Regions from separate parts of the Homo sapiens genome. Here region 2 is linked to region 1. A link is a loop called in an ENCODE intact Hi-C map of the cell type or tissue named here. Cell type or tissue: MCF 10A. All regions are shown on one strand. Each heading gives the region's core, and the rest is flanking DNA. Links, peaks and the distances in the headings are about the cores only. Region 1 overlaps PARP8 (poly(ADP-ribose) polymerase family member 8). Region 2 overlaps EMB (embigin).

What was found. A loop is a pair of places that touch in the nucleus more often than their neighbours do. Peaks named below come from ENCODE experiments on the same cell type or tissue, not always from the same donor. Only the 100,000 strongest peaks of a DNase experiment are listed, where the experiment ranks them.
Region 2: it touches region 1 in a loop (22-fold over the local background); 2 of 110 quality-filtered maps call a loop at or near these places.

What each region holds. Positions count from the first base shown.
Region 1 is chr5:50,747,770-50,756,120 of GRCh38, forward strand. PARP8 (poly(ADP-ribose) polymerase family member 8) reads left to right here. Exons shown (of 26, transcript NM_024615.4): 3 at 2,382-2,419. Among named protein-coding and RNA genes, the nearest start is that of PARP8, 85 kb to the left of the region's middle. In MCF 10A, for the core only: a CTCF peak has its summit at 3,460 (motif pointing left); a DNase peak (open chromatin) is centred at 3,462.
Region 2 is chr5:50,389,499-50,397,849 of GRCh38, forward strand. It overlaps EMB (embigin), which reads right to left. Exons shown (of 9, transcript NM_198449.3): 9 at 6,694-8,351. Among named protein-coding and RNA genes, the nearest start is that of EMB, 48 kb to the right of the region's middle. In MCF 10A, for the core only: no CTCF peak of the experiment used is centred there; a DNase peak (open chromatin) is centred at 4,633.

The sequences.
Region 1 (8,351 bases), core at 192-8,191:
TTTTTTTTTTTTTTTTTTTTTGAGACGGAGTCTCGCTCTGTCGCCCAGGCTAGAGTGCAGTGGCGCGATCTCGGCTCACTTCAAGCTCCGCCTCCCGGGTTCACGCCATTCTCCTGCCCCAGCCTCCCGAATAGCTGGGACTACAGGCGCCTGCCACCGCGCCCGGCTAATTTTTTTTGTATTTTTAGTATAGACCTTGCTTTTTTATCCATTCTGGTAATCTTTTCCTTTTATTCAGTGTGTCTTGTTCCATTAACATTCAATGAAGTTATTGATATGATTAGATTCAGGCTCTATTTACTTTTTGTTTTCTATTTGTTCCTTCTGTTTTTTGTTCCTCCTTTCCTGCTTTCTTTTGGATTAAATGATCCAAAATGATTTTTAGAATTATTGTGTAATTTATCTATTAGCTTTTTAAGCAGTTTGTGTGTGTGTGTGTGTGTACATGCTATAGGGATATTTCCTTTTCTGATAGTTATTATTTAGGGTTAATATATCATTTTACATCATATGTAAGGATTTTGCAACTTCATTTTACATAATATGCAAGGACCTTGCAACTGTTTAAGACCATCCTACCCCTCCCTGTTACAACGCTGTAATCATATGTGTGTGAAGTGCTATAATTTTACTTTTTAACAGTCGAATGTATTTTTAAAGCATTAAAAAAATAGTGTTTTATATTTACAGTTTTCGGTGCTTTTCATTCTTTTGACTTTCCGTCTGGTATTATTCATCCAGAAGAGCTTTGTTTAAGACTTCTTATACTGCAGGTCTGCTGGGGACCAATTTTCACAATTTTCTTTTATCTGAAAGTTGTTTTATTTTTCCTTTGTTTTTGGTGGATCTGTATATATAATATATGGGCTGAATAGAGAATTCTGGCTGAACAGTTGTCTCCTCCCCTCCCCAAAAGTCAACATTGGTTCTTATCACTGTTTCCTTGTGTGTAATATGTCGTTTTATTTTTCTCTGACTTCTTTTAGAATGTTTCCTTACATTTGGTTTTCAGCAGTTTGACTGCATGTACCTAGGTGTAATTTGCTTTGTGCTTTCCTGTTTCAGATTTTCTGAGCTTCTTTATTCAACACATCTTTGTCTTTCACTCAAATTGGGAAATTTTTAGCTCTTCTTGATATTTTCTGCATTATTCTTTCTTTCTTCAGCCTTCTAAAACTCTAATATACAAATGTTTGCTCTTTTGCTAGTGCCCCATAAGTCACTGATAGTCTGTTTTTGTTTGTTTCTGTCTTCTTCAGATTGGTTTTTCCTTTACATCCTTAAGTATACTTATGATAACTGTTTTAACATTATGGTGGGCTAATCCCAACACTTGGATCTTCTTTTCTCTTGAAAATAGGTTACATTTTTCTGTTTGTACATATATTAAGTGATTTCTGATTATATTGGATTCACCCTGTGAATGATGCTTTGAGTAGATTCTGTCTTCTATATGTTCCTTTAAAGAGAATTAGTTTTTTTTGTCTTAACAGGCAGATAATTGGCTGAACACAAACTAAAATTTGACTTTTCTGTGGCAGGTGGCAGCTTCACTGATGCAGTCAGATAGCTAATGTTAAACATGTGCTGTGTGTCATGCACCAAAGTAAATGATGACACTGCAAATATAAATAGACGTAGATCTTAACCTCATGGGGCTTGCTATCTAGTTGACAGAGATAAAAAATGAACAGATAAATATGTTCAATTTTCGTATGTCATATGAGGTAAGTACATAGAGGCAGCAGGGTTACTGAGAAGTGAGTTGTGCAATTGTTAAAATATAATTTAAAAATTATTTTGAAACAACTCAATCCTTATGAAAATAGAATAAAGTTTATTTATATATACGTGTGTGTGCGTGCATGATGAAAGATTGATAATATTACTTATACTTCCATTATATTTTGTTAATTCTTTTAGAAAAAAACCAACATTATCAAAAGTACTTCATATTTTGGGGAAACTATTAAAATGTTTAAATTCTTGGGTGCTGTACTAAATAAGAGAAATACTTTTTTGGTAAGAAAAGATGATTTGATGAAATCTGAGCAAAGAAAACAAATGATCATATAATAGGAAAAATAGACCTTGTTGAAATAAAAGACCTGTCTATACTAAAAGAAATATCCCTGTTGGGAGAAAGATATTTCAAAACTGTTAGACTAAGACCCATTTAGACTAATGGAAAGTATATTTTAAAAACCTGTGTTTCTTATGGCGGATATAAAAGTGGTTTTCTAATCTGTTTTGGAAGTTTCCTGTTTATACTTACATCTTTATAACTGAATGGGTAACATGGGTTTGGTTTGTCTTTTTTTTATAAAAGCCTGTCTACCTTAGCAATAACTTGAGCCTTTTTTGTTTGTTTGTTTTAACAGTGTATCCTACTCAGTACATGTATCTGAAGATTACCCAGGTATGCTTTTCTTGTTTTATTACAGATATTCGTATCAGGGTTCCTTTGAATATTTTTTTCTTCTGGAGATGTAAAACGCATATAAATATATTGAGGGGTGAAACACTGGTAGAGGAAGCCTTAAAGCTATAGAAGAATTCTGCTTACTGCCTGCAAAGTACATGTCTTACTCTGAGACACAGTGCAGAATCAAAATAATTTCCCAATGAAAAGTTCTTTAAAGATCCCTATGATAGTTCCAGCCTGTGCATTTACATCATTACAATTAAAATAAAGAGATCAATGGTCTAATTGTTAGTTTTGAACATCATTTGGCCTTTCATAATGTAAAAATAATAGGTAACATTTATTTGTTTCAGTCAGTTTTCTAAGTGTGTGTGTGTATCTATTTTTTCTTTTTAGTATTAAAAAATAGTAATTAGTTCATAGTTTGGTATGGAGATAATGTAAAACTTACTTGTTTAGCATTTAAGTATTTTCTGCGGCAGTTTGCATTAAGCATTTAACCATTTTATAAGATCGTTACATTTGAAAATACTTTCTTAAATCACAAACTTCCTTACAATTATTTTGCTATGCTCTCCATATGTTTTAAGAATAGTATTCTATAAAACTATTGTACAGTTATACAATGAAGTTATTCATTAAGGCTATGCCTATTTTTAATAGTAATACAAAAAGTGTTCTAGAGAAATTTTACTGGAAGAACCAATACAAGAAGTATTTATAAGAAAAATACTTTTTATAGATGGTTATGCAGTCAGCCCTGTCTGATAGTGTAGCATGTTTTTGATGCTATGTTTGCCAAGTATGTTATGAAATAAAAGCCCCACTATTTATTGTAAATACAAAAATTAATGTGCTTCTCATCTGAGTCAGATCATAGAGATGTCAGCCATGAGAAGTACAGGACTTTAAGTCAAGGTAATAGAAATAATAGTACAAATTAAAGCCCAGGTTGAAGACACTAAGTGAATTAATCTGTAGCACAGGATGTATGGTAGAAGATGCCTTTAGTAAACCAAGTGGGCCAAGTGTTTAGCTCCCTCTTGTGGCCAAGAGGTATTACTTGGGCTTTTTCACACTTTACGGGAGCCCCACCTGGAAATGCCAATATACAAACATTGAAATTCTAAAAAAAGTATTGATTATCATTTGTGCTCTTTTTACTGAATTCTCTAACTGGAGCAAGTTTGCAATGAATTTTCAATATAACTTAATTTCCAAAAGGAAGGAGTGTAAGTATATATATTTAATCTGTTTGGTGAAAGTAGGTTGTTATGCTGCAATAAAATATGATCACAGAAGACGGAGATTAGTGCATTCTGGTTTAAATACCGGGGCAGAATTTTCAGTTGGCTGATGTAACCAGTATATCAAAATACACTGTCCAGTGCGCAGTATACCAAGTATTTGCACATACATAATTTCATTTGATTCTCAATGCCGGTCTGTAGGAAAGGCAGAACAGGGCAGTTTATAATATAAATTCATACTTAGAGAAGTGTGCTGAGAGATGGTAAGTATTAAATAACATTTTCCCAAAACATGTAGTTTGGTGATAAAATCAAGTCTGTAATTCAGTTCTGATTCCCGTTGCCTCTGGGGAAGTAGTGTTAGTATTTTTATGGAGCTTTCTTCACAGTGAAATTAATATGATAATGTTTTCCCCATTATTAAATTTTAATCCACATTTATTTGTACTAAGAGTTGTTGGTTAATATGCTTGACTTTTTAGGTAGACATCTTGTTTTATAACTTACGTGTTTGTTCTTCCTTTCCAACATTTATACCTGTTCTTGTTGGCACTGGAATAATTTTTAATAATAGATATGAAAGTTGGCAGCTTTGTCCCTTTTTTCAAAATTAGTGAGCATGCTTCCAGTTGTTTTCAGAAAGGAAATTACTCTTTTTCTCATTTACCAAGCTTTTTTTTAAAAAAAATGAATATTAAATCTTTATCAAACTATTGTTTGGCATCTGTTGAGGTGTCATATCTACTTTTTCCTTTAAACAATAAAGTAACAAATTGTATTAGCAAATAACTCAATGTTGAGCTATGAGAATTATGTGTTTTGTCATATACTTTAGCATTAAAGACCTTAAGTTGCTGAATGAATTAAACAACTCTTTGAGCATTTGCTAGAACTTGCAAACAAATCTGTCTGAGCTTTTTAGGGATGGTTCTGGGTCAGTTGTCTTATTTTTCTGCCATGATTATTATCTCTTCTGTTTTTCTGTTTCTTAGTCATTTTAAAATATGTCTTCTTACTGAAAGTTTCTATGTTGGTGAAATGTCCAAACTTTTTAGCAAAAGTATAGTATTTGGTCCGTAATTGTAAAATTCTTCCATGTCTCTGGTTATTTCTCCTGGCCCATTTTTATTGTTCATATTTGTTCTTGTTCTTCCGTCCGTTGGTTTGTCTTCCAAATAGTTTAGCCATTTAAAAGATTCTTTCAAACAAATAGCTCTCTTTAATGTTGCATTCAATTTCTAAATGCAGTAATCTTGATACTACATTTATGAATTCTTTCTAATAATATACCTTAGGCTTCCCCTCTGCCTACTTTTCCTGGATTATTTGGATCAGTTATTAAGTAATCATCTAAGTTTGAACATATGAAATTTTCTTTGCTCTATGAAAATATATCAGTATTATCCTCCAAAGTCAAGATTACATCATTCTAGCTTATGTCCCTAGGAACAGATTTGTCCTTTTATAATTGTGATCTATTAATTAACTTGTACCATCTATTGAAATTTATTTCATACTTTTAGTGAAATGAAAATTTAGAGGGCCTTTGTTGAGTCAGCATATATAATAGCATGTATATAAATGAAATACTAAATGATATGTTGACTGTTCATGATTAAGTGAAGAAATAGAGAGGCCTTGTGATTTACTTGTACTTCTTTGTAGATTTTATTTTGAAGACAGTTTTTTTTTTAATGTCAGAGAATGAATTACACAATAGTTGTGTATATTACAAGTCACAGGTTGGCTCTACTATAATGGCAGAGTTCTTTAATTTTCTCTTTCCACTTTTAATTAGAAAGGCTTACCTACTGTTGGGAGTGGACTCTCTTATCCCTAGTAGAGGAATGAAGGGATACTTTCTGGATCCTCTGGCACCTGTGAGTCTAAAGAGTCTTGACCTACATGATATACTTGAGCATTAGGTATAGCCTGTGAATAAACCTCTTAAGTGAGAATTAGAATACTATACAGTCTATATCAAATTATAGCCCCAAAAATATAATTGTTTTTATACCTAATAAACATTTATATTTTATAAGACATTGCAACTTTTTAGTGACAATACTTTCCATATTTGAAAAAGGACATGGTATAGTGACAAATCATTGATTTTTGGATTCAGGCAGATTCAAGTTTTACCACTTACTAGTGTATAGTTAGTTAATTAATAGTATTTAATTTCTCTGAGCCTTAGTTTCCTAGTATTTAAAATAGGGATAATAATTGACTGCTATAGGGGATGAGGTGAAATTATGTAGAAAATTCAGCAAAAATATCCAGAATGTAACATGAAATCAATATAATTTTTTTAGAGTTATAATTATTATTTATCTTAAGTTACATCAGTGAGGGATGGAATGACTTGACTTAAATGGTGCTGTATTTGGAGCAGAATAAAAGCAACAGTTTAAGAAATACTTTTGCACAGTTCTATTCATCTCTCCCCAAGTCTCAAGTGTTCATGAAAGTTCTGGTAATGCTTTGCATAGTGTTAGAGAAGTGAAGAGAAAATATCTTGCTGTTAACAGCCTTAACAAAGATCTGTAGGTCCTCTATAAAACATACACATTAAAAATCTAACTGTCCCCAGAGGTTTTCAGAAAAAAAAAAAAGAGCTTAGAAGTCAAGATGGAGAATTCCAGTGAAGGAATTTGAGTTTGAAAACATTCATATATATATATATATATATATATATATATATATACACACACACACACACACACACACACACACATATATATATATTTTATTATACTTTAAGTTCTAGGGTACATGTGCACAACGTGCAGGTTTGTTACATATGTATACATGTGCCATGTTGGTGTGCTGCACCCATTAACTCATCATTTACATTAGGTATATCTCCTAATGCTATCCCTCCCCCCAGCCTCCCACCCCACAACAGGCCCCAGTGTGTGATGTTCCCTTTCCTGTGCCCATGTGTTCTCATTGTTCAATTCCCACCTATGAGTGAGAACATGTGGTGTTTGGTTTTTTGTCCTTGCGATAGTTTGCTGAGAATGATGGTTTCCAGCTTCATCCATGTCCCTACAAAGGACATGAACTCATCATTTTTTATGGCTGCATGGTATTCCATGGTGTATATGTGCCACATTTTCTTAATCCAGTCTATCATTGATGGACATTTGGGTTGGTTCCAAGTCTTTGCTATTGTGAATAGTGCTGCAATAAACGTACGTATGCATGTGTCTTTATAGCAGCATGATTTATAATCCTTTGGGTATATACCCAGTAATGGGATGGCTGGGTCAAGTGGTATTTCTAGTTCTAGATCCCTGAGGAATTGCCACACTATCTTCCACAATGGTTGAACTAGTTTACAGTCCCACCAACAGTGTAAAAGTGTTCCTATTTCTCCACATCCTCTCCAGCACCTGTTGTTTCCTGACTTTTTAATGATCGCCATTCTAAGTGGTGTGAGATGGTATCTCATTGTGGTTTTGATTTGCATTTCTCTGATGGCCAGTGATGATGAGCATTTTTTCATGTGTCTGTTGGCTGCATAAATGTCTTCTTTTGAGAAGTGTCTGTTCATATCCTTCGCCCACTTTTTGATGGGGTTGTTTTTTTCTTGTACATTTGTTGGAGTTCTTTGTAGATTCTGGGTATTAGCCCTTTGTCAGATGAGTAGATTGCAAACATTTTCTCCCATTCTGTAGGCTGCCTGTTCACTCTGATGGTAGTTTCTTTTGCTGTGCAGAAGCTCTTTAGTTTAATTAGATCCCATTTGCCAATCTTGTCTTTTGTTGCCATTGCTTTTGGTGTTTTAGACATGAAGTCCTTGCCCATGTCTATGTCCTGAATGATATTGCCTAGATTTTCTTCTAGGGTTTTTATGGTGTTAGGTCTAACATTTAAGTCTTTAATCCATCTTGAATTAATTTTTATATAAGGTGTAAGGAAAGGATCCAGTTTCAGCTTTCCACATATGGCTAGCCAGTTTTCCCAGCACCATTTGTTAAATAGGGAATCCTTTCCCCATTTCTCACTTTTGTCAGGTTTGTCAAAGCTCAGATGGTTGTAGATGTGTGGTATTATTTCTGAGGGCTCTGTATTGTTCCATTGGTCTATATCTCTGTTTTGGTACCAGTACCATACTGTTTTGGTTGCTGTAGCCTTATAGTATAGTTTGAAGTCAGGTAGTTTGATGCCTCCAGCTTTGCTCTTTTTGCTTCGGATTGACTTGGCAATGCAGGCTGTTTTTTGGTTCCATATGAACTTTAAAGTAGTTTTTTCCAATTCTGTGAAGAAAGTCATTGGTAGCTTGATGGGGATGGCATTCAATCTATAAATTACCTTGGGCAATATGGCCATTTTCACGATATTGATTCTTCCTATCCATGAGCATGGAATGTTCTTCCATTTGTTTGTATCCTCTTTTATTTTGTTCAGCAGTGGTTTGTAGTTCTCCTTGAAGAGGTCCTTCACATCCCTTGTAAGTTGGATTCCTAGGTATTTTATTCTCTTTGAAGCAATTATGAATGGGAGTTCACTCATGATTTGGCTCTCTGTTTGTCTGTTATTGGTGTATAAGAATGCTTGTGATTTTTGTGCATTGATTTTGTATCCTGAGACTTTGCTGAAGTTGCTTATCAGCTTAGGGAGATTTTGGGCTGAGACGATGGGGTTTTCTAAATATACAACCATGTCAT
Region 2 (8,351 bases), core at 352-8,351, 360 kb before region 1:
CAAAGAGACTTAGACTCCCACACATTAATAGTGGGAGACTTTAACACCCCACTGTCAATATTAGACAGATCAATGAGACAGAAAATTAACAAGGATATCCAGGACTTCAACCAAGCTCTGGACCAAGCTGACCTAATAGATATCTACAGAACTCTCCACCCAAATCAACAGAATATACATTCTTCTCAACACTACATCGCAATTATTCTAAAATTGACCACAAAATTGGAAGTCAAACACTCCTCAGCAAATGCAAAATAACAGAAATCATAACAAACAGTCTCTCAGACCACAGTGCAATCAAACTAGAACTCAGGATTAAGAAACTCACTAAAAACCCCACAATTACATGGAAACTGTACAACCTACTCCTGAATGACTACTGGATAAATAACAAAATGAAGGCAGAAATAAGTATGTTCTTTGAAACCAATGACAACAAAGACACAACGTACCAGAATCTCTGGGACACATTTAAAGCGGTGTGGAGAGGGAAATTTATAGCACTAAATGCCCATGACAGAAAGCAGGAAAGATCTAAAATTGACACCCTGACATCACAATCAAAAGAACTAGAGAACCAAGAGCAAACAAATTCAAAAGCTAGCAGAAGACGAGAAATAACTAAGATCAGAGCAGAACTGAAGGAGAGACAAGAAAAACCCTTCAAAAAAAAAGCAATGAATCCAGGAGCTGGTTTTTTGAAAAGATCAACAAAATTGATAGACTGCTAGCAAGACCAATAAAGAAGAAAAGAGAGAAGAATCAAATAGATGCAATAGAAAATGATAAAGGGGATACCACCACCAATCCCAAAGAAATACAAGCTACCATCAGAGAATACTATACACACCTCTATGCAAATAAACTAGAAAATCTAGAAGAAATTGATAAATTCCTCGACACATACACCCTCCCAAGACTAAACCAGGAAGAAGTTGAATCTCTGAATAGACCAATAACAGGTTCTGAAATTGACACAATAATTAATAGCTTACCAACCAAAAAAAGCCCAGGACCAGACAGATTCACAGCCAAATTCTACCAGAGGTACAAAGAGGAACTGGTAGCATTCCTTCTGAAACTATTCCAAACAATAGAAAAAGAAAGAATCCTCCCTAACTCATTTTATGAGGCCAGCATCATCCTGATACCAAAACCTGGCAGAGACACAACAAAAAAGAAAATTTCAGGCCAATATCCCCGATGAACATCTATGCGAAAATCCTCAATAAAATACTGACAAACCGAATCCAGCAGCACATCAAAAAGCACCACGATCAAGTCGGCTTCATCCCTGGGATGCAAGGCTGGTTCAACATATGCAAATTAATAAACACAATCCATCACATAAACAGAATCAATGATAAAAACCACATGATTATCTCAATAGATGCAGAAAAGGTCTTCAACAAAATTCAACACCCCTTCATGCTAAAAACTCTCAATAAACTAGGTACTGATGGAACATATCTACAAATAATAAGAGCTATTTATGCAAACCCACAGCCAAGATCATACTGAATGGGCAAAAACTGGAAGCATTCCCTTTGAAAACTGGCACAAGAAAAGAATGCCCTCTCTCACCACTCCTATTCAACATAGTATTGGAAGATCTGGCCACGGCAATCAGGCAAGAGAAAGAAAAAAGGGTATTCAATTAGGAAAAGAGGAAGTCAAATTGTCTCTGTTTGCAGATTACATGATTGTATATTTAGAAAGCCCTATTGTCTCAGCCCAAAATCTCCTTAAGCTGATAAGCAACTTCAGCAAAGGCTGAGGATACAAAATCAATGTGCAAAAATCACAAGCATTCCTATACACTAATTACAGACCAACAGAGAGCCAAATCATGAGTGAACTCCCATTCACAATTGCTACAAAGGGAATGAAATACCTAGGAATCCAACTTATAAGGGATGTGAAGGACCTCTTCAAGGAGAACTACAAACCACTGCTCAAGGAAATAAGAGTGGACACAAACAAATGGAAAAACATTCCATTTTCATGGATAGGAAGAATCAATATCATGAGAATGGCCATACTGCCCAAGGTAATTGAGACATCAATGCTGTCCCCATCAAGCTACCATTGACTTTCTCACAGAATTGGAAAAAACTACTTTAAATTTCTTGTGGAATCAAAAAGGAGCCCACAGAGCCAAGCCAATCCTAAGCAAAAAGAACAAAGCTGGAGGCATCATGCTACTTGACTTCAAACTATACTACAAGGCTACAGTAACCAAAACAGCATGGGACTGGTACCAAAACAGAGAGATAGACCAATGGAACAGAACAGAGGCCTCAGAAATAATGCCGCGTTATCTACAATCATCTGATCTTTGACAAACCTGACAAAAACAAGTACTGGGGAAAGGATTCCCTATTTAATAAATGGTGCTGGGAAAACTGTCTAGCCATATGTAGAAAGCTGAAACTGGATTCCTTCCTTACGTCTTACATAAAAATTAATTCAAAATGGATTAAGGACTCATATGTTAGACCTAAAACCATAAAAGCCCTAGAAGAAAACCTAGGCAATACCATTCAGGATATAGGCATGGGCAAAGATTTCATGACTAAAACACCAAAAGCAATGGCAACAAAAGCCAAAATTGACAAATGGGATCTAATTAAACTAAAGAGCTTCTTCACAGCAAAAGAAACTATTATCAGAGTGAACAGGCAACCTACAGAATGGGAGAAAATTTTTGCAATCTATCTATCTGGCAAAGGGCTAATATCCAGGATCCACAAAGAATTTCAACAAATTTACAAGAAAAAAAACAACCCCATCAAAAAGTGGGCCAAGGATATTAACAGACACTTCTCAAAAGAAGACATTTATGCAGCCAACAGACACATTAAAAAAATGCTCATCATCACTGGTCATCAGAGAAATGCAAATCAAAACCACAATGAGATACCACCTCACGTCAGTTAGAATGGTGATCATTAAAAAGTCAGGAAACAACAGATTCTGGAGAGGATGTGGAGAAACAGGAATGCTTTTACACTGTTGGGGGAGTGTAAATTACTTGTGGAAGACAGTGTGGCGATTCCTCAGGGATCTAGAACTAGAAATACCATTTGACCCAGCAATCCCATTACTGGGTATATACCCAAAGGATTATAAATCATTCTACTGTAAAGACACATGCACACGTATGTTTATTGTGGCACTGTTCAGAATAACAAAGACTTGGAAGCAACCTAAATGCCCATCAATGATAGACTGGATAAAGAAAATGTGGCACATATACACCATAGAATACTATACAGCCATAAAAATGGATGAGTTTATATCCTTTGCAGGGACATGGATGACACTGGAAACCATCATTCTCAGCAAACTATCACAAGAACAGAAAACCAAACACCGGCACGTTCTCACTCATAAGTGGGAATTGAACAATGAGAACATATGGACACAGGGAGGGGAATATCACACACCGGGGCCTGTTGCGGAGTGGGAGCTAGGGGACAGATAGCATTAGCAGAAATACCCAACGTATATGATAGGTTGATGGGTGCAGCAAACCACCATGGCACGTGTATACCTATGTAACAAACCTGCACATTCTGCACATGTACCTCAGAACTTAAAATATAATGAAAAAAATTTACCCAGAACAACAAGAAAATTTGTTCTCTGCATCATTTTAACTTAAAATATCTATTTTTATGAAGTTCGCTACTGCCTTTTAAATTGTTCAAATATATTTTGGGACACTTTGAAAATTCCTTTCTGAAAGACTTTTGGTTCGATGTGTTAAACTAGAGTCCCAGCTCTAGGTGCACTTTTTCACTGGGCTTGAGAAGGACATATTGTTCAACATGATTTAAATTATTTGTGAGTATACACAAAGAAAAAAAAAACTAGTGTTTTCTGTTTAGTGCCTTTATATTCTCTTTTAAACCACTATTAAAAATAAAAAGCATGACAATGTTTTTCAATACTTAACTTTTTAATTCACTAAGTACTATTTTATTCAATTTAATTGCATATTAGATGTATCTTTTCAGTTACATGCAACAGAAAATATTTTTTAAACATTCCTATATAGACATTTTCTGTGCTATTTACACAGTACAGAAAGCCCTCAATGAGAATTTAGGCACATATGCTTACAAAGGAAAAAATTATAATTATTAGAAAGTATGTCAAAATAAATCCATGATCCTTGATTTAAATAAAACTAAAGATTATGATCATATTTCTTTCTTTAAAAGTACAAAGACAGTTAATAAAATGTGATAGTTACAAACATGTGCTATGATTTTGCAGCATTAAATAGTATTGTTACATATGTAATAAATCTAACATTGTGCTACATTATTTTCTAAAGTAAATTAAAAATTAAATAGCAAAATCAGTTTTTATAAACAAAGTTTTTGAACATAATAAGCCAACACATAAAAATAATATACATAGTTGTTGCAGGTTAATCTTGTGATTAAAAGTAATTTTGACAACATTATTCATGAATTATTTTCACTGACTTCATAAGAAAATTTTATCATAAAAGCACAATCACACATTCATGATTCACTGAGAATCACACAGACATTATTATTATGACACATGAATCAGAAGATATGCAAGCCCAAAGAATTCTCGAGTGCATTCCATAGGCCAGCAAAAACATGACTTTCTTTGCCAGCTTCTCTTACAATCTGTGAATCATACTTTTGAATGCCAATAAATCTCAACCTATTAGATGCTTTTGGAAATTAATAAAACTTTAAGCTTACTAAACTGTCTCATTATAGGCAGTTTATAGTGAGACTCTCCTGACATTTACTTAAAATGGCTATTTCCCTATGTTTACTACTAAAAATGGCTATTTCCCTGAAAGTTGATTTTTGTTTATCATTTACTTGTTGCAGATGCTACTGCTGTGTCTATGGCAGACTATCCATAATGTACTTAAATTCTCTCTGCAGGCTAAATGTACGACCAGAGACTATTTTCTGCCTGTTGTCCTGGGGAAATCATAAATAGCACCTTCTTTCACTTTCAGTGGTTGGATGATAAATTTTATGGCCACCCTCCCAATTTATAAGTAAAATTACAAAAAAAAAAAAAAAAAAAGAAAGAAAGAAAGAGTGCTAAGGCAAATAAATGTGTCTTGATTCCCCAGCACCACTATAGGGATACAAGAGTGGCAAAGCATGGATTCCATAAAAATTCCATGGAATTTATGATATAACTGACCAGTTGAAAGGAATAAAATTGATATTAAAAAATACAGATTATAGATAATAGCCTCATTTTCTAAGAAGCATGTAACTTGCAGGCCAAAGCTGTTCAACGTGGTGGTTAATCCTAGGTTCTTCAGGAGGACTCCGTGAATGTGAATCTCAGCTCTAAACACTTACAGGCAGGGTGACTTAAGGCAGCTTACCTAATCTCTCTAAGCTGCAGTTTCCTCATCTATTAAAAAAGTAGATATTAACTGTTTTTATAGCATAGGACCATTGTGTGGATTAAATGAACAAAACATGTCAAAGCAATTTGCACAGTGCCCATCATATGCCATGCACTCAATGTCAGTTATTATTATCCTTAGTGAAGCAGAATTCAATTGGTAAACAGGGCATGTAACTGACTTTCTGGATACAGTGCAGATACATTCCTAAGTATCATATGAAAGAAGGGTCTATAGTTCCATTTTCTTTTTCTCAATACTAGAGTAGGATAAATTCATGGTTAATTAATAAAAATCAAAATAGACATTACATAAATCTGTATAACTTAAGATTCTAAAATAATTGAGTCACTCTTCTATTTTTCATTCATTCAATAAGTATTTATTCAGAATATAGTACAAGTAGGTCACTTTGCCTTTAATTAATACTGCAACACATACTTGAACTTATTTCCACCTATAGATGAACAATACTAATGAGGAATAAGTCCCCAATTCTTTGCATAAATTTGTTCGATTAGACAAAATGAAAGAAATGCTTTCAGTGATCAAAACTAAACTATGAAACTGTGAAAATAATTATACCTTTTAAGATTAAATTTTGAATTGGATCTGAGATATTCTGAAGTATACTGGCAGGGGAAAGTGGAATGAGGTTAGTGGAGTGAACACAAACATCAACTCTCTACAGTATGATGTAAAGAAATACAATCACTAAATTTTGGGGGGAACAGATACAGAGTCTTCCTCTGTCTCCCGGGCTGAAGTGCAGTGGCAATCATAGCTCAGTGCAGCATCAAACTCCTGGGCTCAAGTAATCCTCCCGCCTCAGCCACCCAAGTAGCTGGAACTACAGGCAAGTACCATGCCTGGCTAATTTCTTTTTTATTTTTAGTAGAGACAGGGTCTTACTATGTTGCCCAGGCTGTTCTCAAGTTCCTATCCTCATGTGATCCATCCTCCTTGGCCTCCCAAAGTTCTGAGATTATAGATGTGAGCCACCATGCAGCCTAAAATTCTTTACATTTAAAATCAATGCATTATGTTATTAGAATAAAGGATAAAAATAAGGTTTGCATTTGTACTGTCCATGAAACATGAAGAACAAGGGAAATTTAAATAAGTTGAAAGCAACGTAATCTGTGTAATAGTTTAGGAATTAGAACTCATTTTGCTCACAAGACACTAATTCACTATTACAGAAAATATGACTGGACCTTTATACTATTCTATGTGTTTTTCAAAGTAAAAGAAGCAAATACTGAAGTTATAAAAGCTTGTTTTTCTTTATTAGAATACTTTTTTCAATTCTGATTTGTCACAATTTAGATTCTTTTTCTAAGAATAAGCAGAAATTTACAAAATTTAATTTTTATTTATACATTCATCCGTTCAATACACATTTCAAGAAAGCTGTATTGCACCCTTTCAGTGGTAGTTACAGGACAAAGAAACAAAATAATCCAAGAGAGAGACCAACAAATGTATATTTATAACACAGAGTAATAAACACAAATAAATGTGGAGTTATTTAAGCATGTAAGATGGTACATGCTCTACCAGGTATGGGGGCTTCTCTAAGACACAAGATCAGATTAAAGTCTTGAAAGATAATCTGGGGTTAGTCAAGCAGGTAGAAGTGTGAAGAGCACTTTCTGAGCGGAATCTCCATGTGCCAAGTCTAGTTCAAGAGACTGGATAGAGATTAGCAATTTGGAGAATGCAATATTAAGAAATGGCAAAGGTGAGCCTACAGAGATTCCAAAGTTGCATAGTGAGGTTTGTGTTTGAGAAAGTGGACTCAGGCAGCCACGCAAAAGAGGGATTAATAGAAAAGGAGACTGAGGTAGGAAAATCAAGGCATTAGTGTTGCAGCAGGTGTGGGCAGAGTTGGGGAGGCAATGGGATGGATTCATGAGCTATTAAAAAGGTCAAAGGAGCAGGGATTCATGACCCATAAGTATTAATTAATACAGAAGAAGAAAATATCAGAATGAGTTCTAAATTAGGGCCTGAGCAGCTAGATGTTGGGATAATAACAAAAAGACTGCAAAAGGAGAAGATTTACACTTTGGCAAAAAATGTATATGAAAGTATCTGGGAATTTTATGCCATCATTAAATCTACTTATTATGCTGAAAATCCTTGTTAGCTGGAAAGACTAAGAGAATTCCCCAAGGTGCCTAATATATAAACTTGGAGTAGTTTTCCTACTTCAACTTTTATGCGGCTTATTATTTGCAGTCAATTTATATTTGGTCAATATTAGTTAATTCATTTATCATCTCTGTAAGATTGGTTAATGGAAGCAGATTAAAATCCAACAGTGGTAATTTTCTGGAAGTCCTCCAGAGAGACTACAAAAAGCCAAAAGTCAACTTTAATTTTTGAGTACTTTTCCTATTTAAGGTTACTGAGATAAATTGTCTTTGCTAGAAAAAAATAAACAGTATTGCCAATTAAAAACTCCATTTACTATAGAAATATTCCTGATTATTTTACCTTTGGGAAGCAATGCTTGTTGCTTGAAAATTGTATGAGCCTCAATGGTTAGTGGTGGTAAAATGGAAGAATGCATACTGCAGATGGGTTACACATTTGTTTGTGTTCTATATTCCAAGTCACAAATACACTGCTTTGAATTGTATTTAGTCAAACAGCAGATTTGACTAATATTTCCCTGAATTCAAATAGCTTAGATTAATTAAGCTAACTGATTGGTTATCTACCATTATATAGATATTACCCAAGTAATGTTGTCAAAATAATAATTAATTAAACTAAAATAAATGTATGGCCCTGAGACCAGAATAAAATGAAAACCAAGAATAAAATGAAGTTTGCCATTACCGGGATGTATTCAAGTTCAGCAAACTTATATGTGTAGTTAAGATGCTTTACAACAAAATATTGCATTTTG